5 separate regions of the Homo sapiens genome follow, and all the other regions are linked to region 1. A link is an interaction called in ENCODE POLR2A ChIA-PET data of the cell type or tissue named here. Cell type or tissue: MCF 10A. All regions are shown on one strand.

Region 1 (5,000 bases):
CAGTATGGCCTGTTGTTTCTGGGCTACAAACCTGTACAGCGTGCGACTGTATGGAATACTGTAGTTAACTGCAGCATCATGAAAAGTATTTGTGATTCTAAAATAAACATATCTAAACAGAAATGATGCAGTTAAAAACACAGTATGAAAGACAAAAAGAGAAGGTATATCTGTACATGGCACTTACAACAGATGGAGCTTGTTGGACTGGAAGTTGCTCTGGGAGAGGCAGTGAGTGAGAGGTGGGTGAATGTGAAGGACTAGGACATGACTGTACCCTACTGCAGGCTTTATAAACTCCATACGCTTAGGCGACACTCAATTCATTTTTAAAATTTCTTTATTTAATAATAAATTAACCTTAGCTTATGATAACATTTTTGCTTTATAAATTCTTAAATTTTTAAAACTTTTAACTCTTTTGTAATAACAGCTTAAAATACACATTGTACAGCTGTACAAAAAGTATTTTCTTTTTTTATATCCTTATTCTATGACCTTTTTTCACTTTTAAGATTTTTATTTTTTAGTTTTTAAACTGATTTGTTAAAAATGAAAACACAAACACACACATTAGCCTAGACCTACACGGGGTCAGGGTCATCAATATCACCATCCTCCACCTCCACGTCTTGTCCCACTGGAAGGTCTTCAGGGGCAGTATCGTGTATGGAGCTGTCATCTCCTGGGATAACAATGCTTTCCTCTGGATACCTCCTGAAGGACCTGCCTGAGGCTGCTTTACAGTGACTTTCTTTTTAATAAATAGTGGGAATACACTCTAAAATAACAATAAACCATGTAGTGTGGTAAATACATAAACCAGCAACTAACACAGTCATTTATTATTATCAAGTATTAGGCGCTGTATATATTAATAGCTGTATGTGCTAGACTTTTCCATGACTGACAGCACAGTGGGCTTGTTTACACCGACGTCACCACAAGCATGTGAGTTGTGCTACAATGGTGCAATGGCGGCAGCATCACTCAGTAATAGGAATTTTCAGGTCCATTAGAATCTTACGGCACCTCTGTTATGTATGTCATTATCATTATATGATGCATGACCATGTAAAGCAACCCTAATCCTCACAATCCCTCAAGGTGAGCATTGTTCTTGCATTTTCGAGATGGGGAAGCTAAAACATAGAAGCCAGTAACTTGTCCAAGATGGTGCAGCTAGCAGGGGGTTACCGTGGATCCCCTGAGGGACAGTCTGACTTCTGCGTCCCCTTGTGTTCTTCCTAGGTCCCCTGCTGCCTTTCCCAAGACTGTCAGCACCAGCTCCTCGGCACCACCACCGCCCACTGCTCTCAGGTTTCTTTGGTGCCTCTATCTCTGTCTGCTATGTGGCTCCATTTTTTTGTCTCCTTCCCTCAGAGGTGGGGTTTTCAAGGGTAGAATTCTGAAGTCAAATTTATCTATCTTCTTTACTACTGTTTTCTACAGTATTCCGTACAGTTGCTTGCTGTACAGGTTTGTAGCCCAGGACCAACAGTAGTAAAGAACAGTAGATTCTAGATAGATAACTCCTGGGCCTACCTTCACAATAATTTATATCTATAATTTATATTGTTTAATTGGTGATTTCCAAAATCTCGACTGCCTTAAGTATCATTTCTGTTATTCTACTAGAAACATCCGGCTCAGGGATTCTCCACCTTAACCCTATTGACATTTTGGGTCAGATGAGTCTTTGTGGTTGGGGTTGCCCTGTGCCTCACAGGATGTTTTCCCACTAGATATCAGTAGCACTCCCTGGCTCCAGATGGGACAACCAAAGTGTTTGCAGACATTCCCAAATGTCCCTTGTGGGGTGGGGTAGGGGAGTGGTAAAATTGCCCTGCTTGAGAACTACTGAATTCTAACTGCATGTCCTGCCAGCCATTTGACCTAAATTAAATTCTTCCCCCAAATATCCCATTTTTCTCACTTCCTTATTTCTCTTTGTGGGTCTAATTTTTCCTCAGTCGTTCAAGCTCAACATGTCTGTGCTATGTCTGACTCAGCCCCCACCCCCCATCCTCCACACCCAACCCATCACTAAGACTCATAGCATTGACTTCTACTCCCAAGCCCCTCCTTCCCTTTCCTGTTTATCTTTTAGATTCTGGCCTCTGTGATCTCACATTAACGCCAATAGCTTTTTTCTGGTTTCCCTATCATTAATTCATCCTATCCAGTGATGATAGATAAGGTTTTCTCAAAGGTAGCTTGTAGTATGTTCCTTCTTTCATTAGAACCTTCAGTGTTTCCCAATGATAGACCAAATTAAGTACAAATTGCTCACTCTTGCATTTCAGAGCCTCCACCATATGGCACCAACTCCCTTTCCAGTCTCAGTTCACACATCTCCTCTACAAGTACCAACAGGGTGGCTCACTGCTCATCAAAAGTGGGCTATGCATATGCCCTGATGCCTTTTTCTCATGCTGTTACCTCACTTGGTGAGTTCTCCTCCACAATGTTCCCCTAAAAAAGCTCACTCTTCTTTCAAAGCCAGTCTGATATTCCACAATATTCACAAATCATTTTTTTCTGGTTGACCCAACAGAATGTATTCACTTTCCCATCTGAATCTCTGCAGCTGTTCATACTGCCTCTTCTGTCAGGTTACACATCATCCCCTGGTATAGCCCGTGTAGTGTTAATAGTATCTGCTTTGCCAGATTGTAATCTTAATGATGGCAGAACTATGGTCATATTCTTCTTCATACACTCTAGTATTTAGCACAGCTATATGCATTTTAGATGTTCTTAATTATTTGTCTAAATGAGTAATAACAGTGAACTTACCTGCTTACTATCTTAACACAGTTCCTCACCATTCTTTTCTTAAATAATTGGTTTCTCAGCTGGTCTTTTGACTCATGTCTTTCCAACCCATTCTCTGCCTGGTACAAAAGTCACTTTCCAAACACAAGTCTGATCATGCTGACCCTGACTGAGAACTTGGAATGGCTCCCGTTGCCTAGAGGATGGGTGCAAACTCCTTGGTATGACACACAAAGCCCTCTGTATTCTGGCTACTGTGGTTTGTCTCAGCAGTCCTCCCTCCAACTGCATTCTTGCGACATGCTAAGTTTCCAGTTCCAGCTGTCACGCTGCTCCTTTCCCCACATCTCCCATACCTTTGTTTGTACTGCTCCTTCTGCCAGGAATGCCTTCTGCCAAGAATGCCACCTACAACAGCTGTTTACTTCTCACTACTATGCAAGGAGGGCCCTGGCCTTCCACACCATGAGCCTCCTTCCAGGGGCATCCACTGGGCTCTGCACGTACTCCTGCCACAGCTCCTGTAATATTTTGCTGTGTTGACTTTTCATGCCTGAATCCAGCTGCTCACAATGAGCACATAGAGCAAAATGAACTGTGTTTTATAGTCCTTTGCCTTTCAGATGCCTAGATAGTGCTGACAATGGAGGAAGCTAATGAAAACTATCTTGCCCAATGACTGATGAATGGATGAATCCAAAGCAGAAAACCAGTCTATTCTAGTCACCAACTAGAAGAGTTTGTTTCATAGATTATGTATGTCAGTGTTTAAAATGCCACCAACAAACTCTGTTTATTTTGTGAGACCTGAATGTCTGACATCATTAAGAGGAGAGATCAGCTGAGCGAGTCTATTAGCCAGTGTATTGCCATTTTCAGTTTTATATTTAAAAACTTTTAAAACCACATTAGATATTTCCCTGACTTGGTCAACAGGATATTCCGGAAATAATGTTACTCTCCTCCTATAATGGAGTTATCATTATGAGAATACATTTCTATATGAGTTTTAATTAATTTATGCCTACAGGTACCATAAAGAAATCACTCACTGCTGTTTATCTGTCTTTCTCTGTTTATCTGTTTATCTGTTGCCAGTTTATCTGTCTTCCTCTCTGCTTCCAGTAAGTTTTGTTTTCTTTTCCTTTCCTTTCCTTTCCTTTCTTTTCTTTTCCTTTTTCGTTTCCCTTCCCTTCCCTTCCCTTCCCCTCCCCTCCCCTCCCCTTCCCTCCCCTCCCCTTTCTCTTTTTCTCTTTCTCTTTCTCTCTTTCTCCCTTTCTTTCTTTCTCTTTCTTTCTTTCTTTTCTTTCTTCCTTCCTTCCTTCCTTTCTTTCTTTCTTTCTTTCTTTTTTCTTCTCTCTTTCTTCCTTTCTTTCCTTTCCCACAAAGTTTTGCTCTGTTGCCCAAGCCAGAGCACACTGGCACAATCTCAGCTCACTTCAACCTCCGCCTCCCTGGCTCAAGGTATCCTCCCACCTCAGCCTCTGAAGTAGCTGGAACTACAGGCATGTGCCACCATGCCCACCTAATTTTTGTAATTTTGGAGAGACAGGGTTTTGCCATATTGCCCAGGCTGGTCTCAAACTCCTGGGCTCAAGCTATCTGCCTGCCTTGGCCTCCCAAAGTGCTGGGAATAGAGGCCCGAGCCACCATGCCCAGTCACAAGCAGGTCTTCTTCTTCATTCCTGTTAGGATATCTACTTAAAGCTTCTCTCCACTTTGCCCTTGAACTACTTCTTGACACTTTACCTCTGTCCTGCATTAATCTTATGACTCAAGGGAGCTGTTAGGGAAACCAGAAAATCAAAGGTGTTAAATCACATACTGTCTCAGCCTACTTGCACTGATGTAACAAAATGCTGTAAACTGGGTAGCTTATAAATAACGAGATTTGATTATTCTTAGCTCTGGAGGCTGTGATCGTGACCAAGGCACCTGCAGAGAACCCCCTTCCTAGCTCATAAGCATCCATCTTCTCGTTGTGTCCTCACATGGTGGAAGGAGTGAGGGGTCTCTCTGGGGTCTCTTTTGTGTGGGCACTAGTCTCATTCATAAGGGATCTGCCCTCATAACCTAATCACTTTTTAAAGGCCCCACCTTCAAATACCATCACATTAGAGAACTTGGCTTCAATATGTGAGCTTGTGGGGAACAAATCATTCAGTCTATAGCACGTACCTAGTCAGACATTTATGAGTAGGTACTGTCCTGAGATGAGGATA
Region 2 (5,000 bases), 530 kb after region 1:
CCCCAGTTCCTGGCCCAAAGACCTCAACTTGTATTTGATACAGCTGCGTGTGATGCTGTGTATCCTTTTATTTAAACACAATCCATTTTCCTCTGTCAGTCTACAATTAGCATATGAGTCAAAATAATATTAAATTTCACAGCCCACAGTGCTGCACAATTGAATGAAAACTGACTCCTTTTGATGTTAATCTTGTTTTTTATTTGTGATGTAATGCTCAAAATCCTGCTGGCTGAAGTCAATTTTATTTTAAAGTGCTCAAAGACAGTATTCTCATAGTTTAAGCTTTTTTTTTTTTTCTTCAGGAAAATAACAGAAGTATTTATTTAATTTTTATCTGTGCCATGATTTTCACTGTCATAAAAAATTCACAGAAGGGCATACCTATAAATGGCTGAGGCTAAAAAATCATCTACTTTGGTATTAATCATCTAGAAATCTAACTTTAAGTGTGTGATCCCCAAATATCATTGTTGTCTTTTCAAAAGTTGAGACTAGTTAAATCTCTGTCATGAAATTAAAGACAAAACTCAACCACCTATATCAAAATAAAAATGCAGGTCTTTATTTACCAAAAAAACAAAAAAAAAACCACACACGCACCCCAAAAAAATCAGCCTATGAATTTTGTAGCTAGATAAGAAAAAATGTGGAGATTTGAAGAGTAAGGCTGGGATGCTATGTACAGTGGGCAAGTGAGAAGGGGGGTGATCTCACAAATGCCAAATTTCATCCTGCTGGCTTGATCACGCCAGCTCCATTACTAAAAGGAGGATTTCATAACCTTCAGAGACAAGATGCACTGCAGGCTTCTTTCCCAACTGTAATTTGTGTGCACCTGTACGGTCTTGTTCCAAACCATGCTTTCAGCAAGAGTCTATAAAGGAAGGTGGAACTCCTGTTATTTATAGGTGAGGCACCAGAAAGAAAAATGGTTTACATAGAGAAAGAAATTCAAAGGGCATTTCCAGCTGGTTCTCTCTTGTTTTAGATATGAGTGTTCAAATCCATTTGCTCATTTACCTGAATGGGAAAAATCGCGGAGATGAAAGGCTCACGTAAGTCATACAGGGAATGCCTTGGCATTGAAAAAACTCAAAGAAATGGAATTCAGCTACAGTGACAAGCATAACAATACTACAATCTAGAGTTAGGGAGAGCATATCTTTTGTTTTAACCCTCTGCCCATCCCTTTCCTTCCTACCATCATATTTTTTTTTAACTACAAAGAATTTTGCCTATTGACAAAAATGATTCACCCATGTATTATTAAAATGAAACCTTTCCCTTTTGGTGGGGCCAACAGCCCAGCGAGGGGCTGCCATTCCTGCTCCTCCAGGATTGAGTCTGTCTCGTTTACCATGGGACCCTCCCTCTGACCCCCGACCAGGTACCTTGCATAAATAGGGTGCTCAATAGGTGGCTGTGTAATTAAAGAATGAACAAATTAATAAGGCATAAGATGAGATAAAACTCTCCAAGTTCTCTTTTGCTATAAGAGATTCACCTTGCCAATCAAGTATAATCAGCCCAGTAACACAGTTTACAAGGCTGTGTGCAATTGCTTTACAAGCAGGCTGCTTCACAGATACCTCCTTCCTGGGCTTCAGAGGAGGGTCAGGGCTAGGTCTGCTGTGGGCGTATGACAGGAGACATTTTCCTGCACGTCTCAGGGCTTTGCCACAGCCCGTGAAGTTAGGGAAGAAAAGGAAGAAAAACAAAGCAGGCTACAAAACAGCCAGGTCTGTACTGCTACCATCAAAAGGAAGCAAAATCAGACTGGGTTCCTGACTTCCATACGGATCGCCCCCACAACTGTGTACCTTAGGAAAATAGAAACAGCGCTCCACTGTAACTTTGAGGACGACCCATTTATTTCCTGCTTAGTCACCACATTCAGCCTGGAATTACCTTGACCAAAACCCAAAAACACCCTAGAAGTTAAATACTATAAGTGATTCAAACAAGCAGCTACTGAGAACTGCATGAAAGTAATTGGACAAGGAGGAGGAAGGAGGATGTGCTGGGGACTCTGAGTTCTAAAAGGCATGAAGATTTGGTTGTTGGAGACCTCTGGCCGGCGGCTGCATGGTCTCCAGGTAAGCAGATGCTAAGCATGGTGAAAATGCAAACCAAGGGGCACCACTTGGAGTCAAGAGAACCCCAGGACCACCAATATTCACCGCCTGGCTTCCTTCAACAAATGGCTCCAAACTTGCAGAACATCAAAAGCCAGATGGGCTGTACTGAATGAATCCACCGGCAAGAAGCCAGAATCCCAGTTTGCTGTAGAAATAAGCCTGGACTTGATTTGAGTCTTCTCAGCTCTGACAAGCTGGAAGCTGGCACGGATCCCAAAATCCAAAATAAAATGGCATTTAATTGTGACTAGACTCTAAAAAAGATGTCATACTATCTCCTTAGCTTGACACACACTCAGCATCTCACCAAATGGATCTCCCCTCAAAAATCTGACCTCCTTTTCTCCCAACAAGGAACAATCAAATGTTACAATTTTTAAAAGGAAAATGTTACCAAAGGAATACTACTCAATATATGCATGACTATTATGTATTGTAATAACTCTCCAGTCATCCTTTAAATGGGCTGATCATTATTCTGTTTCCATTGGGTATAACCTTATTATACCCAAGATTTGACATAACCTTATTATATCAAAGATTCAAAGGTTCCATTTAAAACTACACGACCATCATAAGAAAGTGACTATAAATCAAAATGGATAATGACAGAATTAAACCAATTATACCACAAACTTTTTGATCCATCATGTATGCACTGCTTTAAGCAAATGCATGCTTAATTTAGTTATATGATAAAGACTACTCCATGCAACAGCATAAGCAGGAGGCAGAAGATTAAAAGAGGGACCCTGGCCCCAGACTAGCTGGGTTTAAATCCACTTATTAGTTCAATATGACTTTGGCTAAGTTAATTAACCAATTTGGCCACAGTCTCCCCGTTGGTATTATGGATATATTAAAAGTGCTTCCCTCATATGGTTACCATGAAGGTTTCAGGAGTATTTGTCAGGCAGTTAGAATAGCAGCTGGCACATAGTGAGTGCTATACACAAAATGCTGTTAATAAAACAACGTCCACCAGTTAAGCAGTTTTCTAAATATCATGTAATATCAATGTAAAAAATGCAATACTGCCCATCCCTCCAGGTTGAATTAATGTATTCATTCAACAACCCAACTGCTCACAGTACTCTCTACTAGAATATACAAAATGAATTCAAAGAGCCTCCTCTCAGTCCACAGTTGCACAGCTGAATGAGAAAGTCCAGGGTTAAAAGTGTTATTAGAAAGCACCAAAAGCAGGAAAGCAGAGGAGAGAGAACTTAATTTAATAGGACAAAAGAATTACAAAGGGTGTTTCATGTAGCAGAAAGTCATAAGGAATGAGTAGAAGTTTGGCAGGTAAACAAAATAAATTAACATCAAGAAGTTTAAGGTGAAAGTATTATGCTATAGTCTTTATTAACAGAGTATTTTAATTTTTTCCTTGTATGCAAAGGCAAATTGAACCACGGCCAGGCACACAGTACATATTCAACTGACTTTTATTAATAACAACTGGTGTTTGATTGATTGGTTCATTGTGCCAATCACGGAGCTTAGCTCTTTAAATACATTAAATGTTGACCAAAATTTTGTTACTCTTTTATTCAGCACTATTATGTTATTGTCCCTATTATAGAGATGGGACAACTGAGAGACACTAAGGCTACTGCTCCTAAAGCTACCCAGCTAATAAATGGCTAAACTGGGATTGGACTCACATAGCCAAACTCTAAAGCATGTGCCCTTAACTAAACTACAGTGGCACTTGCCCTACTGTCTCTGCGAAACTGAATTGCCTCACCTATCCATGATCATACTCATTTTGAAAAGCAGTAGGTACTGATAATTCTCACGTGAACAGGTAGCTGAAATCAGTGGCTTAGCTGTTCCTGTGAGGGATCTGTCTTGAGCAATGGCCGGATGCAGAGAATCCTGGGACGTGTTCACAGGTGGACGTGATAGACACACGCTGCCCTTGGCTGAAATACTGTTTCTTTGGCTTGCTTACTATTTTCTTTATTTCAGCTGTCTACTGTGACTTTGCTTAGAGATGCCCACAGTATTTCAAGACTCAAGCTCCTCCTCCCTAGGCTGTTTCCGGACCCCTCCAGAGGCAAATGCCATTCCCTTCTTCTGTGTCCCCACCTTGCACCAAGCACCTAACTCTAAATGTGCTTGCTCCCACCTGGGCTTCTCTCTACAGGACTTAGACTTTAAATCTCGAGGGTACAGGTCACTCTGCCTTGTATTGTTAGAGCCGAGTAACAGGCCTAACACTTAATAGTTGCTTGCTGAATTAACAACAAATACTCCACCATCAATGGTTAGATCCCTGATGCTCCCCCAACAAGGCAAGGACTACAGATTTCTTCAGAGATCCCCAAACAGCTTTAATGTTGAGTTGTTTTCCCAGAAAGGTTTGTGTAGGGCGAGGGTTCTCAGCATGGCCCTGAGGCAGCAGTTGCCAGCGTCACCTGGGAGCTTGTTAAACATGTCCATCTTCAAGCCCCACCCCAGACCTCAGGAATCAGGAACTCTGGGGGTGGGGCCCAGAAACCCCTGTTTTCTCAAGCCCTGCAGGGGATTCTGGTGCCCTAAAGTTCAAGAGCCAGGGACCTCTGAGCAGTCCCATCGTCTCAGGTCTCATCCATGTCTAGTAGCAGAAGGATGACAGTTAAAACAGGGTAAACTGCCATCAGCACAAATTCGGGTTGTCTGTCCATTCCACTAATACTTACTGGATGCCAATGCTGGATAGAAGTAGGGACTGATGAAATGAAGAAGGTGTGTCCCTGACTTTTAGGACAGGTAGAGTGGTGAAGGCTTGCATATCAATCATGACGTACCGTGTATATGGTTCTTTCTAAGTACATCTAAGTACAAAGTGCTGTGGGATTATGAAGAAAAGAC
Region 3 (5,000 bases), 520 kb after region 1:
GTTATGTATGCATACATACTATCTTTACTATTGCTACATGTGCACTTAGATGTTTGGACCCAGGAGGCACTGTTGTAAACTAACAACGCCGGCCTAAGGGTCCAGCGGCCCTGGACTGAGTTTTGTTTCTGACATTTGATGGCCAACTGAATTGTACTAAGCTACTCACACTAAGTTTCAGCTTTCTCACAGTGATAAAAATTGCTCTAAGACCTGTGTTTCTAGACTTCAAAGTGAGACAAGAGTATGTGAAGGCCACAACACTTCCCTAAGTGATCAAACACTCAGCCCGAGATTTTGAAACTTCAGGAACAAATGTGACTCTTAAGAACTATACAAATAAGTTAAAGTAGTATTTGCTTGTCTGGTCTGTGCATCTTGGCTATTTTCATGTGTTTTATTTTGCTTTAAAGTTTTATCTTCCTGATGAATGTTTAAAGGTTATTAAGAAAGAAGCCTGTCCTCTTTCATTCTTGTACTAGGTCTCTAGCATTGTCCAATTATTTATAAATCCCAGTGAACCTTTAAAAAGCCATAAATAAGGTGCTAAAGATACCAAGATACATTTTATGAAATAATGAAGGCAGTTTTATTCTGAGCAATTCCTAAATAATTCTTGCTGTCATGATGGCTTAGGTGATGTCATTTAATGTGAACAGAGTCTCCGTCCACAGCAGCTTTTTCTTCTTACACACAGAGCCATATGGGACAGACATCCCCAGGTCGTGACTCCGCTATACCCGAGAGCCAGGAGTTTCTCAGTGCAATCTCAAGTTAAGCAGAAGCTGAGACTTTAATCCTTAAATGTAAAGAATTTATCTTTATTCATATTAAATTCAATCAGGAGTCTCACTGACACACACTGGGAAAACCTTTAATACACCCAGAAAAGGAGTTCACATGATGTTCAGAAATAACAGAAACAACGCTTCGAATTATCAGACTAATGGGCTGATCTACTTTCCCAGCTAGCCTCAGTGATAACGCAACCCTGACACATTTTCTTCTCTGGAAGACGATTTATACCACATTAGGATGCTACTAAAATTATCAATAAAGAGACACTATTTTCATTGTGTAACAGGGAACTGAGAAAAAGTCCTGGCAAGGCTGGTAACATGGAAATTGGGAAAAATGATTATATGTATCTGAAGACTCCTCCCCTGTCTGTCTCTTTTGGGTCTTACAAAGGATCTGCTAACAAGCTTGGGCAATTCCATGAACAAAAAGATACATAAATGCATGTTTCTTGGTAAAGGAAGCTCAAGGACAAAAGAGCTTTTATAACACTGAAAGAAGACAAAGAGAGAAGATCTTATAATTAAGTTATGCAGCATTACTGAAACGTGTAAACTCTCTGGAGTTCCATTTTATGGATGGACTTCAAATCAGCCAAGCTTTTGGGGTCCATCCTCTCCAGCTTGCAGCCGAACACAGGTCTGCCTCCAGCCTGGAGCCTCACACTTCCTCCCCTGCTCCAAAGTTAACTCTTAGTTATATGTATTTGGTGTCAAAGGTGGAAGTAATAAGCATTTTCTATATCCCACCACATCTGGATTCCCATCAACCCTGTGAAGCAGGTGCTGTCATTATCCCCACTTTACAGATGAAGAGACTGAGGCAGACAGGGGTTAAGTTACTTGTCAAAGGGCACTCAGGAACTCGGGTCTTCCAGACCCCAGACTCTCAACCTAAGATGTTGATCTGTTTCTCTTGGACAGGGGGAGGGTGGTGGTGGTGCTGTATCCCCCAAGATCCCAAATGCACAGTCTCTGGCAAGATTCTGATGAATATCCTATTACAAAGATGACAGCTGTAGGTTAGAAATAAAAATGAGTTTAAATGCTTGAACGCAGCCATTATGCACAAGGTATCAAACAGAAATCCTCACCCCTCAATCAGAGGACCCAAATGACAGGCTGATGTTGCTGTATCACCAAATGGGATTACATTTAATGATGGAAATGTGGCTTTTGCTACATTTATCGTACATAAATAATTCATCAAATAAAGCACATAATCGCTTTATACAGCCCACACATTATTCTATATTCTAAAAGAAATCTATATGTTAAGAGGACATTTGAAAGCTCCTGTAACTATCTTGCTAAAGAACAGTGCATTCAGTACGTTTCAGTACTACTTGCCAAACCTACACCCCAGAAATAAGTAAATCAAAAGCAGAGAAGAAAACAAATATATGCTTAACATAAGCAACAGACTCTGAAGTTCTTCTGCTTTGATTCTTTAAGAATATTGTTTCATTATATTTGTGGAAGCATTTTACTTTATTTTGTGATTTTGCTTAGAAGTGGAGTACATGTCTAAAAAATAGCAAAGCTGTTTGTGAAGCTTTCCAATTTTACATACTCTTTATTAAAAAAAAAATAAAAAATAAAAAGCTATAGACAACTGAACCAATGAGGGCCCTAAGAAATGGCAGCTTCTCCAGACTTGTTCAGTGTTCCTTAAGGAAGACTTTGCCAAGGCATGGAGAGTGAGGGAGGCCTCCAAGAGGATGCCATGAACAACACAGGGTGGATCTCACAGAACAACCTTTAATCAAACAGTCCTTCGGAAAGATGACTTACGGACTATGCCACAAGATGTGTCTTAGCTATGGATTTGCAGCAAAATAATGCAAAAGCCATATGAAGCTAAATTGGGAGGCGCTTCATTAATACGGTTTTCTTTGTCTAACAGCTCTGCTGTAGCTACTGTTCACTGGAAAAGTATGAACACAATGGCATTCATTTTTCATCCATCTCTGACTCACATGATTTTGGTAGTGTGACGAAAACCTCTTTGTGGGTTATTTTGCAAGGTTTTATGCGAAGGTAGAATAACCAGCCCACAGAACCTTCGTAAGGACAGCTGTTGCAAAGGGTCGACACACCAAACCTGCTGACTCATTCAGCTCTGGGTGTCGCCTCTGAAAAGAAACTAAACCAGGCACAGAAAATGCTGCAAAGAAAACTCTACGGATAAAGGCTACGAACACAAGAAGGCTTTCCCAGTATCAACTGGAGCATTTAGTAAGTCTAAGACACAGCTTCCCTTGAAAATAGGCAATTTCAGAACAGTTATTTCATGAACATTAAAAAAAACTTTAAAGACAATAATAAAATAACTAGAGGTTAGGTAAATTAGCTACTCTATTTTTAAGGCAATTAAAGATCTGAACATAATAAAGAAAAGGTCTCTTCAGACCACATGGCCATAATATCTCCATCTTTGCATTACTTGAAGATTAGGAGATCTCATTATGCAAATCAGGCCCAGGGCTAATTACTGAAATAGGTCACTTGAAAAAGTCAATTCTAAACAAGAATAAAAACCCATATACAGATGCTCCATGACTTAGGTGGGGCTATGTCTTGATACTTGATAAGCACAAGGTAAGCTGAAAATATCATTAAATTGAAAATACATTTAATACTCCAATAAACCCATCAGAAAGTTGAAAAATTTAAGTGGAACTATTTTAAGTCGGTGACCATTCATATATAATTTTGCCACAAGTTAAAAAACAAATAACCATCTATGAGAAGAATGAATGAGGATGCATATCAGTTTGCCACATATCTCCTAAGGGGACTTAGTTAATACTTAGTGTGTTTAAAAATACAGTTCAAATTAAAAATTCATATTCACGTCTGAAACTCACAAGTGTGATGACTATATTTTAAAGCAGGTAACACCACAAATCAAATTAAATGTTTTTAAAGAATTTACAGAGGATCATGTCCATTTGAAACCACACTAACAAGTGATCCTATATTGCATTTGTATGCCCAGCCCTAAGGTGGCTTGAAACTGGAGGAGACCGCCATCATTAGCCAGAACAATGACAATACTAAAAGCGTTTTTTAGGGAAATAAATTAAAGTTCAAAGAAATAAAATTGACTTTCTCATTAAGCTTAGGAAGCAGGACTAGCAAGTAGGACTCTAGGTTCCTGGTTTAATTCTTCTGAAATGCTGTTCATGTAGGGTACTCCCCAATGCAAGTCAGTCCCTCTGGACTACTCCTCACTGGGGAAAAGTCAAGCACTCCTCCAAAGCATCAGGTCTCTTTTTCCTCTCCATGGAAAGAAACCAGCACACAATAACATATTTATTATAACACTGCTCGTTCTGAAGGCGCTTACCAACTAGACACTCAGATTTGGGGTTAAACCCATGTAGAATTTATTAAAGCTGAACTCAAATGCTAATATTATTTACTGTCTCAAAGTGAACCAACGATTTGAAGTGTTAAAAATATACATGTAAATTTTAATACTTTCCGTCATGCTACCTAGCACTATTTATAAATGTACTGATATAAAAATTACTAACTTCAAACACTTTCCTTCTCAAAAAAGCCAGTACAGAGCTTGACTGTGTGTGTGTGTGTGTGTGTGTGTGTGTGTGTGTGTGTGTGTGCATTTGTCTGATATGCAAAGTAGTGACTTTTTAAAATCCATTCATTGTTTTGGTGTCTTGGAACTTATGCAGAAGCAATACAAAGTCAATATTAATTTCTAAAACTATTTTAACATTTGTTCTCTGCATTTCCCATTTCCTTTCTAGGGAAACTTGTAGATCAATGAGCTTTGCTGTAGGGTGGGTGAGAAATTGGCTTCTATATTTTCCCAAGTATCTGAAACGCCTTCCTCTGCCTACGCCATCGTGGAAGTCTTTCAACTCTGCTGAAAGTCTCAACTGGACTTCCTGGCAAACTTCTTAGCCCTGAGTCCTCCACCCAGCCCTTATGACAGTCCCCCAAAGCAACATTCAAATAGCCTCTCGTAGTTTCAAACTTGAGACCCTCAATTCTGTATTAAGAAAGATTCATTTATCCCAGGCTACCATATGCTTTTGCATGGTAAATCGTAACTCTAAGGAGAGCTCTGATGGCCAGAGTAGTTCAGTAACTGCAATGAACCTGTTAGTGTGGTATGAAGAGTTTCCAAAAAAAGAAAATAATAGATGTCGTTATTGTGTAGATTAATATTAT
Region 4 (5,000 bases), 140 kb after region 1:
ACACAGCCAAACCATATCAATGTTGTATTTAATTTTTATGTAAATGTTTATTGAACATCTACTAATTGTCCTCATCCTATGACAAGGCAACCCCTCTTCCTATTCCATGCCTATAGTGTTGACTTCACAGGGCAAACTATAATGAGAGCCTCATATTATGTAATTGATTTGTAGAAGTTGAATTACAAGACATTACACTTAATGCCATTAAATTTTATATTTCTGATTTTGACCTATCACTGTACCTATTTATACATCTTTTCCACCTTCTGATTTAGCTATCCACTGGATTAGCACCTCCCTGCTTTGCGCAACCCACAAATGTAAGCGTGCCTTCTTTGGCTTTGTTCAAATATCAGTGAGAACATGAAATAGCACGTGGCTTCTAGTGCAGGCTCTAATCAGGAGGAGAAACACACGATGGTCTCCACTGCCAGTGAAGCCCTCAGAAACAAACAGTTGCCTATTCTGCTGAAACGAGCAAAAAGAAGGCCCAAAGAGGCAGCAGTCACTGAAGAAAGAGGTCAGTGCACCCGCAAACACAGGCACTCTTTTTTTTTTTTTTTTCTTTGAGACGGAGTCTCGCTCTGTCGCCCAGGCTGGAGTGCAGTGGCGCGATCTCGGCTCACTGCAAGCTCCACCTCCCGGGTTCACGCCATTCTCCTGCCTCAGCCTCCCAAGTAGCTGGGACTACAGGCGTCCGCCACCACACCCAGCTAATTTTTTTGTATTTTTAGTAGAGACAGGGTTTCACCGTGCTAGCCAGGATGGTCTCGATCTCCTGACCTCGTGATCCGCCCACCTCGGCCTCCCAAAGTGCTGGGATTACAAGCTTGAGCCACTGCGCCCAGCCCACTCTTTTCTTTTCTGAGAGACAATCACTCATTTAGGACCCCTTCCCTCAGGAGAAACTGTTCCCTCCTTCTGGGATAACATTCCTTAGGCCAGTATGTTTAAGGCTCAATAACAAGTTCCTTGCTGCAGGACTGACATTCCTAGATTATCTTGCACATACTTTCCAATATGGGTTGAAAAGCTTGGGATTCTATTGTTCTTTAGTAGACGACACATTTTCTATAAGCCACAGAGCTCAGATCTCAGCAGGACCAATCATGCTTCTGTCCTGAGCACCCGAGGACTCCTCAGTTTGACGTCAGGTAAGAATGGATCCCAGAACGGGATCCAAACCTGGAGGAATTTCTGAATTTCCTTGCTCCTCAGCTATAAATTTAATACCTGTTAACTCAGAACCCTTGAAAAGGTCTAAAACGGACTTGATTTTTTTCTTACAGCTCCTCAAACCAAGGAGAGAGGTGAAGCATCTCACCTCTGAATTATAACTGGCTGTTCAGAGAGAAGGAATACAGGGTTACATTACTATCACTAGGTCTGCATAGATCTATTTTGCCCCAAAGAGTATCTTAAGAACTTTCTTAAACATGGTCCAAAAATTACAATATGCAAATTCAACATGTTAAAAATATAATTTGTCTTCAGGCAAGACAACAACTAAACCATTATTGAAGACCTCCAGAGAAGAGTTCACCATCTCCTTCAATAAGTAGTTTCAGCATTTCATAGCCTTACCATTAGCCAACTTTTCAATCTAACTTCAATCCTGCTTCCTGGTGTTTATGTTGGGGAATATCCTTCTATGAAGCAATTTTAAAGTTAGAGTGTTACTCATTAACCCAGGTATGACTGCCAGTGATTAACGACACACAGAAATAGCTAAAGCTTGATGGTTTCAAAAATATGATTCCACTACTCACATCTTCTACAGCCAAAGACATAGATAGCCACAAGATATTATTGTAATGTACTGAGGAGACCAATCTGGCTCTCAGATCCAACCATGAGACCTAACTCCAACTTCATACTAATCTCAGCTCAGCCAGCATGTTTCAGAAAAGCAATCTCTACGTTACCGTATAGAATACAGTGTTCCTTACTTTATGAATCCCTCAGTGTGGTGGTGAGATGCTTACACATGCCAACTCTTTGAAGCTCAACAGAGCACTGTGTGCATGGTTATTTAGCACAGAGTCACCAGAATTTCTCCTGGGAAGCCTTTGGAATTAGAGTCCAGCTCACTATTTGTTTTCAGTTCATCTAAATGGGCCTGTGCAAGGAATATTATTCTGTTTGCTTCAAAGTACCCTGGTGTAAACCAGGATAGCATCATCAGCTGGTTGTTTTCACAGTGAGAATATTCTTAGCTGGTGTTCTTCACAAAATTCTGAAAGAATTAATATCTATAAACCAGCATTGCAGTGTTCAGCAACCATCCTATTGGCAAATAAATACCACTTGTAATGTTTGGTTCTACAGCTGTAATAACAGGGGCATTTTTATATCAATGTATTTATAAGGGAGTCTTTGCATATTTCCATGCAACTCTGCAAGCAAGAAAATTGCACAAACCCTTTCAGTAGGTGCTAAATACCATCAACATGTGAATCATCTTTAAATCATTTCCTTAACAGTAGTACGTTTTGAATGCTACAAATTACTTGGCTAAAAGACACAAGGAGCAAGGCAGCCAGCATACTGGTAAACTTACAAACTCAAAAGAAGTCAGTGTGACTGTCACTTCATATATGCTCAGCAGGGGGATGCTTACACTTATTTCTGGGGTAAAATTACAGGTCGAAGTTGACAGGACTGCTTATTGAGAAGGCTCCTCAAACCAGAGAGTCCAATATTCCTCTGCAGGAGCAGGCCTGTTCAGATGGTCTCTCCCCACCCTACCACTCATCATGGTTGGCATAGACAGAATAACGCTCCCCAAAATGTGGCCTAAGCCACAGAACCCTTGGATATGTTCTTACAGGAAGAAGAGACTTTGCAGATGGAATTAAGGGAAGAATTTTGAGAAGGGAAGAATATCCTCAATTACCCAGGTGAACCCAATGTAATTACAAAGGTTCTTTAAAAAGAAGGAAGGAGATCAAAGTCAGGTGAGCTGTGACAATGGAAGCAGTGGTTGGACTGATGAGAGGAAGGGGCCATGAGCCAAGTGATGCGGGCGGCCTGTGATGCTGGAAAAGGCGAGGAAACAGTGTTTCCCTGGAGCCTCCAGAGAAAGCACAGCCCTGCTGACACTTTGATCTTAGTCCACTGAGACTTCTGACTTCCAGAACTGATATGGTTTGGCTGTGTCCCCATGCACATCTTGAACTGTAGCTCCCATAATTCCCATGTGTCATTGGAGGGACCCAGTGGGAGGTAACTGAATCATGAGGGTGGGTATTTTCCATGCTGTTCTCATGATAAAGTCTCAGGAGATCTGATGGTTTTATAAAGCGGAGTTCCCCGGCACATGCTCTCTCTCTTGCCTGCTGCCATGTAAGATGTGACTTTGCTCCTCATTCGCCTTCCACTGTGATTGTGAGGCCTCCTCAGCCATGTGGAACTGTGAATCAATTAAACCTCTTTCCTTTATAAATTACCCAGTCTCAGATATGTCTTTATTAGCAACGTGAGAACAGACTAATACAAGAACTGCAAGGCAATAAGTTTGCATTTTTTAAGCCACTAAGTGTATGATAATGTATTACAGCAGCAACAGGAAGGTAATACAATTGGTAAGATGAAGTGCTCACAGAATAAAAACACAAACTGGACATTCATACAGACAGAGACCGGAATAGTGTCTTTTTCAGAACCGGAATAGTGTCTTTTTCAGAAAATTAAAAGTTATCACATGACCTAACTTTTATTTCCATGTTTTCACTTTTCTTCCTTGTGTTCAGCTAACTCAGTGTTCTGTGATCTTAGACCTACCCACATTATCTAAGATGACGATTTGCCCATCTTCTCACACTCCACAAACAGGAGGCAGTAACACAAAATTTTATTCAATGTCAATTTATTAAAGTTGCATTAAAATTTCCCAATGGACCACGTTAAAATCTTCCACTTATCCAATAACTTTAAAATGCTAAAAGACACCTCCCTTCCCCATTAAAAGGAGCAGTATAGTTTAGAGTAGGGGGAGGCAAACTGTAGTCTACAGGCCACATCTCCTTGTTTTTATAAATGAAATTTTATTGAAGCACAGCTGCCCCTCTCATTTCCATGCAGTCTATGACTGCTTTCATGCTACAAGCACAAAGCTGAGTAATTGTGACAGAGACACTGTGATACATCAGTACCTGTACAACAGCCTTTATTTTGCCTTACAGACAACAAAGCCCATAATATTTACTATCAGGCACTTTACAGAAAAAGTTGCCTGACTCCTACATCATAGGACTAATTTTGGAGTCAGACATAAAATCTAGTAACAACTCAACCACTTATGAGCTATGCTATCTGGCCAAAGTTTTTCTTTGTGGTGAGCCTCACTTTTCCCTATTTGTAAAATGGAGATATGAGCACCTACCTTCAAGAAGATTGAAGCCTAGAACTTAGTACATGGAACATCTGTCAAAATAGAACAAATATTTCCTCATTTATATCTTCTCACATATTATCTTGCAATTCTGTTAAATATTAAATGCCATCAAAAATTAGTTTACAAAACATAAAGGTACATAACAGATGAGTGTTTCTAATAATAACATGCTAGGCAGTAGATGCTCAATAAACATTTTTTGAATGAATAGTCTGAATTTTCAAGCCATGAAATGAAATCATGCAAATATTAAATTATGTTGCGACATTAAAAGTCATCTGCCCTAGATCTTCACCCGGCAATATCAACATTCAGGAACTCGTCCAGTATCAGCAAATAACAATCTATCAGTAAGTATCAACATTCAGCAATATAACCCAGCAATAGCAACTTTCAGAAACTCCTCCAGGATCAGCAAGAAACTCTTGATAATGAACGGCAACAGACTGCAGTAATGTCAAGGGTCAGGAACTTTCTTAGGCAGATCATCTGAGAGAGTTGCAGGGATAACTGAAGGCATTAACTGCCCTACATGAAGTAGCACTATACACCAGCAATTTCTTCATGATTTATTTATAGATGCCCCTCAACTTACAATAGG
Region 5 (5,000 bases), 180 kb before region 1:
ATATTTATTCTCCAACAGTCCTGCAGACAAGAAGGCTGAAATCAAGGTGTTGGCATGGTTGCGTTTTCTGAAAGGCTCTAAGACAAAATCTGTTCCATGTATTTCTTTTAGCTTCTGACAGTCACATGCTGAGATACTAGATGTTACTACTTCAACATACTTCTTTGGGAGACTCAATTCAACCCATAACAACATGCGATGATTATGTCACAGTACTCTTCAAATTGGTAGAATAATAAAATAGAATATCCAAAGCAGGAAATAGCTGCAGAAGAAACAGCTGTCCTGTAAATCAGGCAATATTGGGTGTTTAGTGCATTATAAAAATGAATAGAGACAGATGACCCAATTTAGGAGTGTTCTGGTGAATGGCAGATATTTATTTCAAATCTAAAAACTTGCAGCTTTAAAATTTAATATTAATCAAAAGCTTACAGAAGTAGAAATAAGCTAATAATTTCAAAATGAAATATTTAATATATTGAATATACTATTCAGAATTCTACTGAAATAGAAGGGTTTTAAGTAAACTCTCAATTACGTTGCAATTGCTAAAAGTACACATACTTATTCCTCTGTGCATTCTGAGGTGGCTACTGTATGCAGCGGATTTAAAAATCATCAAAATCTGTACTAGTTGCCCAGGGTGGCTATAATAATCTACCACAACTTGAGTTCTTTAGTGTAACATAAATGTGTTCTCCCACAACTTTGAAGTCTAGAAGTTTAATACCAGGGTGTCAGCTGGGCCAGGCTTCTTCTGAGACTCTTAGCAGATTCTTTGGCTCGTCCTAGCTTCTGGTTGTGGTCTTCAGTCTTCGGTGTTCCTTGGCTTGCAACGGCATCACTCTAATCTCTGCTTCTGTCGCTGCATGGCCTTCTCCCTGGGTGTCTATGGATCTTCTCTTCTTATAAAGACATCAATCATATTGAATTAGGGCCCACTTTAATCTTAACTTGATTACATCTGCAAAGATGCTATTGCCAAATAAAGTCACATTCCCAGGTACTGGGGATAAGGACTTCAATATATCTTTTTGGGTGACACAATTCAACTCCTAGCAGTCTGTCCTCTGAATGGCAGCTTCTGTAGGTAATCTCCTTTATAAACATAATATAAAAATAATGTGGCTTAAAACCTAGATGACAGGTTGATAGGTGCAGCAAACCACCATGGCACATGTTTACCTATGTAACCAACCTGCACATTCTAGACATGTATCCTGGAACTTAAAATAAAAAATAAAAATAAATTAAAAATTATAAAGCAATTGAAAAAAAATAATATGGAGTGCCTCTGAGTTGATCCCTTGATGCTTTGAGTGATGCCTTTGGAGTCAACCAGGAATTTCAAAATGCATTTAGGACATTTTTCCTTTTGGTTAAAAAAAATGGCCTCTAACCTATTTGGAACTGAGACTCTCTCTGGGATCTGCTGGCTTGGGAGAAATGCCAATCCTAGCCATTCTCTCACATCAGCTTAGAAGGTTCTATGTATTCATTTTTTAAGTAAAACAGAAAAAAAGCTGAATTGCATTTAATAAATTATATCAATATTGCCTTCTCTTTGAAATAATAAGAGGCACCATGAAGGACCAACACTGCAGCTGAGAATCACTAGTACCAAAATATTTTTCTGTAGGAATAAATATTTGAATATATATTAGAAATTAAGTGATCCAAGTCTTAGATATTTTTCTTCTGATAAAGTCTATTATCTATTCTTCCTTTTGCTTCAGTTGTCTATCTTAAAAAATGCTTTTAATAATGTCTGTGAGGCAGAAAAATTACCCACTCTGAAAATGGCATTATGATAAATTATTTTATTTTTCAAAGAAGCATCAAGATAAATTTGAGTAATTTTAACATACCAATTATTTTTAAAGATAAATAGAAGGGTATCTTTGAATGAATGCTAAAATTTTGAAATAAATCTCTTAATCATTTTGGACATGAACTTGAATATTGTTTTGTAAAATTTTCATTTACACACCCATTAATTATTCAACAAATATCACAAAAACTATTTTTCTCAAGAGTTGAAACTTTTCTTCTCATAAATGTGGGTCTATCTTATGTAGATAAGGGGCAAAAATCTGTTATTTTCTTTTGGCCCAAAATGCCCCAAGCTTCCCATTAAGGGGCTGATCTCATTAGATATCACAGGCTCTGTCATTAATTGTGTGACCTGGGGCAACTTCCTTAGTCACTCTGTCTCTCTTTCCATGTATTCTGAAATAAAGGGAATTGGATTAGATTCTTTTCAAGCCATGAAATGTCAGTTTTGAAATACTTGTGGATAGTCTTGATTTACAATAACACACTTGGACAGTTCAGTATTTAGACAGAGCTTAATGAAAGGGATGCAGAGAATGGCAGAAGCACACAAGGCTGATTCAGGCATAAAAAATTATACGGTGAGCCAGAGAGGCACACCTGCCTTCTTTCTGGGAAAAAAAAAACGTGTGTGACTAACCAATAATCCACCCCAACATTTACAAGGGCGATTAATTAACTGGGAATGCATGATTCTTGAATGCAAACTTGTTTTTATGCAATGTGAGTCATGCAATACAAATTAATGTTGTCTTATAGAGGTGCAATTCTTGTGAGTTGATGCCAAACAGCCAGCAGTCTCCCATTGCCCCATCTTTTCTTAAAGGAGCAAAAGGAGTAGATTAGACTACAACAAATCTCATCATTTCATGTCAAACCTGCCTCATGCTACAGCTCATCCAGCCTGTGCCATATTTTATCACTGTCACACACCCTGGCTCAGTCATTATGCCCTTAGGTGTCCAAAGGTATTTAGAAAACAACAAGACAACTTCATTAAGATTGGCACGGCACCAAAAATCCAGATGCTGAATGCAGTGTGAACAAGAGGGCTGGCACAGACAAGTATCTGGCTCATTAGATGTCTAGGGTGATCACAGCCATCAGCAGGTGTGTCCAGCACCCGTCAGGGATGTGTCACCTAGTGGGCTGTGATTTAGGAGGGGGACAGTGAAATAGTACAACAGAGATGACTGTTGTTGAGGCCAGTGATGGGGACTGATTCTCGATGGTGCTTGGCAGTACCTCAATTCATTTCTTATACATTATCTTATCTTCCCTATCACGCCCTTCAGGGTGTCTCAGATGTACTGCATCGGGATTAGCAAAGTGTTCATTGTGACCTCAGCTAGTCAGGGGCAGAGCTCAGACTAATACCAGATCCCACGATTCAGATACCTTAACTTTTCTAAACTTGCTTAGATAACACATACTTCACCTGTAAGGTAATATACAGATACTTTAGATCCATATGGAAATATGTTGCCTTGATTATCTAGATATTTTAATAAAACATGTTATCTAGATATTTTAGTAACATTTAATTATCTAGAGATTTGAACAAAAGTTAAATTATATAAATATTTAATAACATTTCTTTGATTTTTATTGTTATTGAAAAATTGCTTCAGTTCTCAAAATTCTGTATTAAACAAAATGAAAAAAATGAGCAAAGAAAACTAGATAAATAAATTTTAGTATTGCACTCTAGATAACCTACACTAAGCCAGATAAATGGGGTGGAATTAAGACAGCAAACCATCAAGACTAAATATATCTTTGGATAAGTTATTTGAAGCAATTAAATGATCTTCAAGAAATAGCATCAACTTAAAGATATAATTAACACCAGGAGATAAATACATAACTTCTCCAATACTTATTTTCCCAGTCACCTTGACAAAAGCCACTTTTACAGTATAGTCAGAGGAGTGGAGAGGGCCAGAGCTGGGTGTAGGCCTACGGGGAGACATGGACTGGAGAGTTTTTAGACTTGCATAGACTGATGAGCTTTCAGAGATTTTGCGAGATTTCATAAAATCTTTCTGGGCCTAAGTTTTCTCACCTGTAAAATGAGGGTAGAGATGAAACAACTACATAAAGCACCAACCCACAGCAGATGCTCAGTCAGCACTACCCACACACTGACCATTGAAAGCCCAGGTTTTGCAATTGGTGGGACAGAAAGGTATTTCCCCCTCTGATCTTGAAGCCTTTCTCTGGTACATTATCATGCTTGGTCTTGATTTACAGTTAACTAATTTCTCATCATGCCTTTTGATAAGCTGGTAAACTTGTTCATGTCAGCGCCGCATCGTCATCATTTTTGTTTTTGTTTTTATATTCCTGTAGCAATTCACTGGTGCAATCAGTGACTTATAGTATATGCTCAATAAACTGTTGTATGGAATCATGGAATTTGTAATGTACATTTTTAACAATAAAATTATGTAAAATGATTCAATTACATCGAATCTAAACTTACATTTCTTCACATTTTATTTTATTTGGGAGAAAATGGAAACTTTTTGGAAATACAATAAAAACTTTAGATAGTTACATCACAAGCCTACCGATCTCTGACTCTAGGGTTTGAAAACATAAAACCTAAAAACTCATACAGCAAATTTTGCAAAACTAGAGCTAAACATCTGTTCATTTTATGTAGGGCCTTAGGGCCTTAGGTAACTTGCTAGCACTATCAGTACCCAAAGCGTCAAGAGAAGAAGATGGGAGACAGATGGATGTCTTGCAATTTTTACTTAGTGTTTAAGGAAATTAATTTTTCCTCATTATGCACTGACACAAAATATAGCTTTCACAAATAATTAGTTAGAAAATTAACTCTTCTACATCAAGGGCACATGTTAAGTCTTAAGGATTTTTTTAACCACAGTGAATATATTTTGTCATGATTCCTGAATTTAAGGCAATTAGGAACTGATATGGAGATTAGAGCAAGACAAACAGGTGAAATCACATACATGCCACTTGATCCTTAGTGTTTATTCTAGAGGACACTCAGTTCCTTGGATATTAAATAAATTTGTGTGAGTATGAGATAGCTGGAGAGGAGCTCAAATCAGGGTGTTCATCTCTGTCTCTCTTTCCTTCTCTCTCAACTATTTTTTCCATTGTCTTGTACTCTTTTCTTCCTTGGATCA

What was found. ChIA-PET counts read pairs that join two places held together with the same protein. Peaks named below come from ENCODE experiments on the same cell type or tissue, not always from the same donor. Only the 100,000 strongest peaks of a DNase experiment are listed, where the experiment ranks them.
Region 2: POLR2A ChIA-PET joins it to region 1 with 5 read pairs; 1 of 35 experiments calls an interaction of 5 or more read pairs at or near these places.
Region 3: POLR2A ChIA-PET joins it to region 1 with 7 read pairs; 1 of 35 experiments calls an interaction of 5 or more read pairs at or near these places.
Region 4: POLR2A ChIA-PET joins it to region 1 with 5 read pairs; 2 of 35 experiments call an interaction of 5 or more read pairs at or near these places.
Region 5: POLR2A ChIA-PET joins it to region 1 with 8 read pairs; 1 of 35 experiments calls an interaction of 5 or more read pairs at or near these places.

What each region holds. Positions count from the first base shown.
Region 1 is chr13:105,988,730-105,993,729 of GRCh38, forward strand. No RefSeq gene overlaps it. Among named protein-coding and RNA genes, the nearest start is that of LINC00343, 280 kb to the left of the region's middle. In MCF 10A, no CTCF peak of the experiment used is centred here; DNase peaks (open chromatin) are centred at 2,042 and 3,092.
Region 2 is chr13:106,521,475-106,526,474 of GRCh38, forward strand. The region is part of intron 1 of EFNB2 (ephrin B2); the gene reads right to left. Among named protein-coding and RNA genes, the nearest start is that of EFNB2, 12 kb to the right of the region's middle. In MCF 10A, no CTCF peak of the experiment used is centred here; DNase peaks (open chromatin) are centred at 817 and 2,297.
Region 3 is chr13:106,505,246-106,510,245 of GRCh38, forward strand. All of the region lies in intron 2 of EFNB2 (ephrin B2), which reads right to left. Among named protein-coding and RNA genes, the nearest start is that of EFNB2, 28 kb to the right of the region's middle. In MCF 10A, no CTCF peak of the experiment used is centred here; a DNase peak (open chromatin) is centred at 2,866.
Region 4 is chr13:106,130,727-106,135,726 of GRCh38, forward strand. No RefSeq gene overlaps it. Among named protein-coding and RNA genes, the nearest start is that of LINC00460, 240 kb to the right of the region's middle. In MCF 10A, no CTCF peak of the experiment used is centred here; a DNase peak (open chromatin) is centred at 2,555.
Region 5 is chr13:105,811,908-105,816,907 of GRCh38, forward strand. No RefSeq gene overlaps it. Among named protein-coding and RNA genes, the nearest start is that of LINC00343, 110 kb to the left of the region's middle. RefSeq lists an enhancer at 4,790-5,000. In MCF 10A, no CTCF peak of the experiment used is centred here; a DNase peak (open chromatin) is centred at 2,544.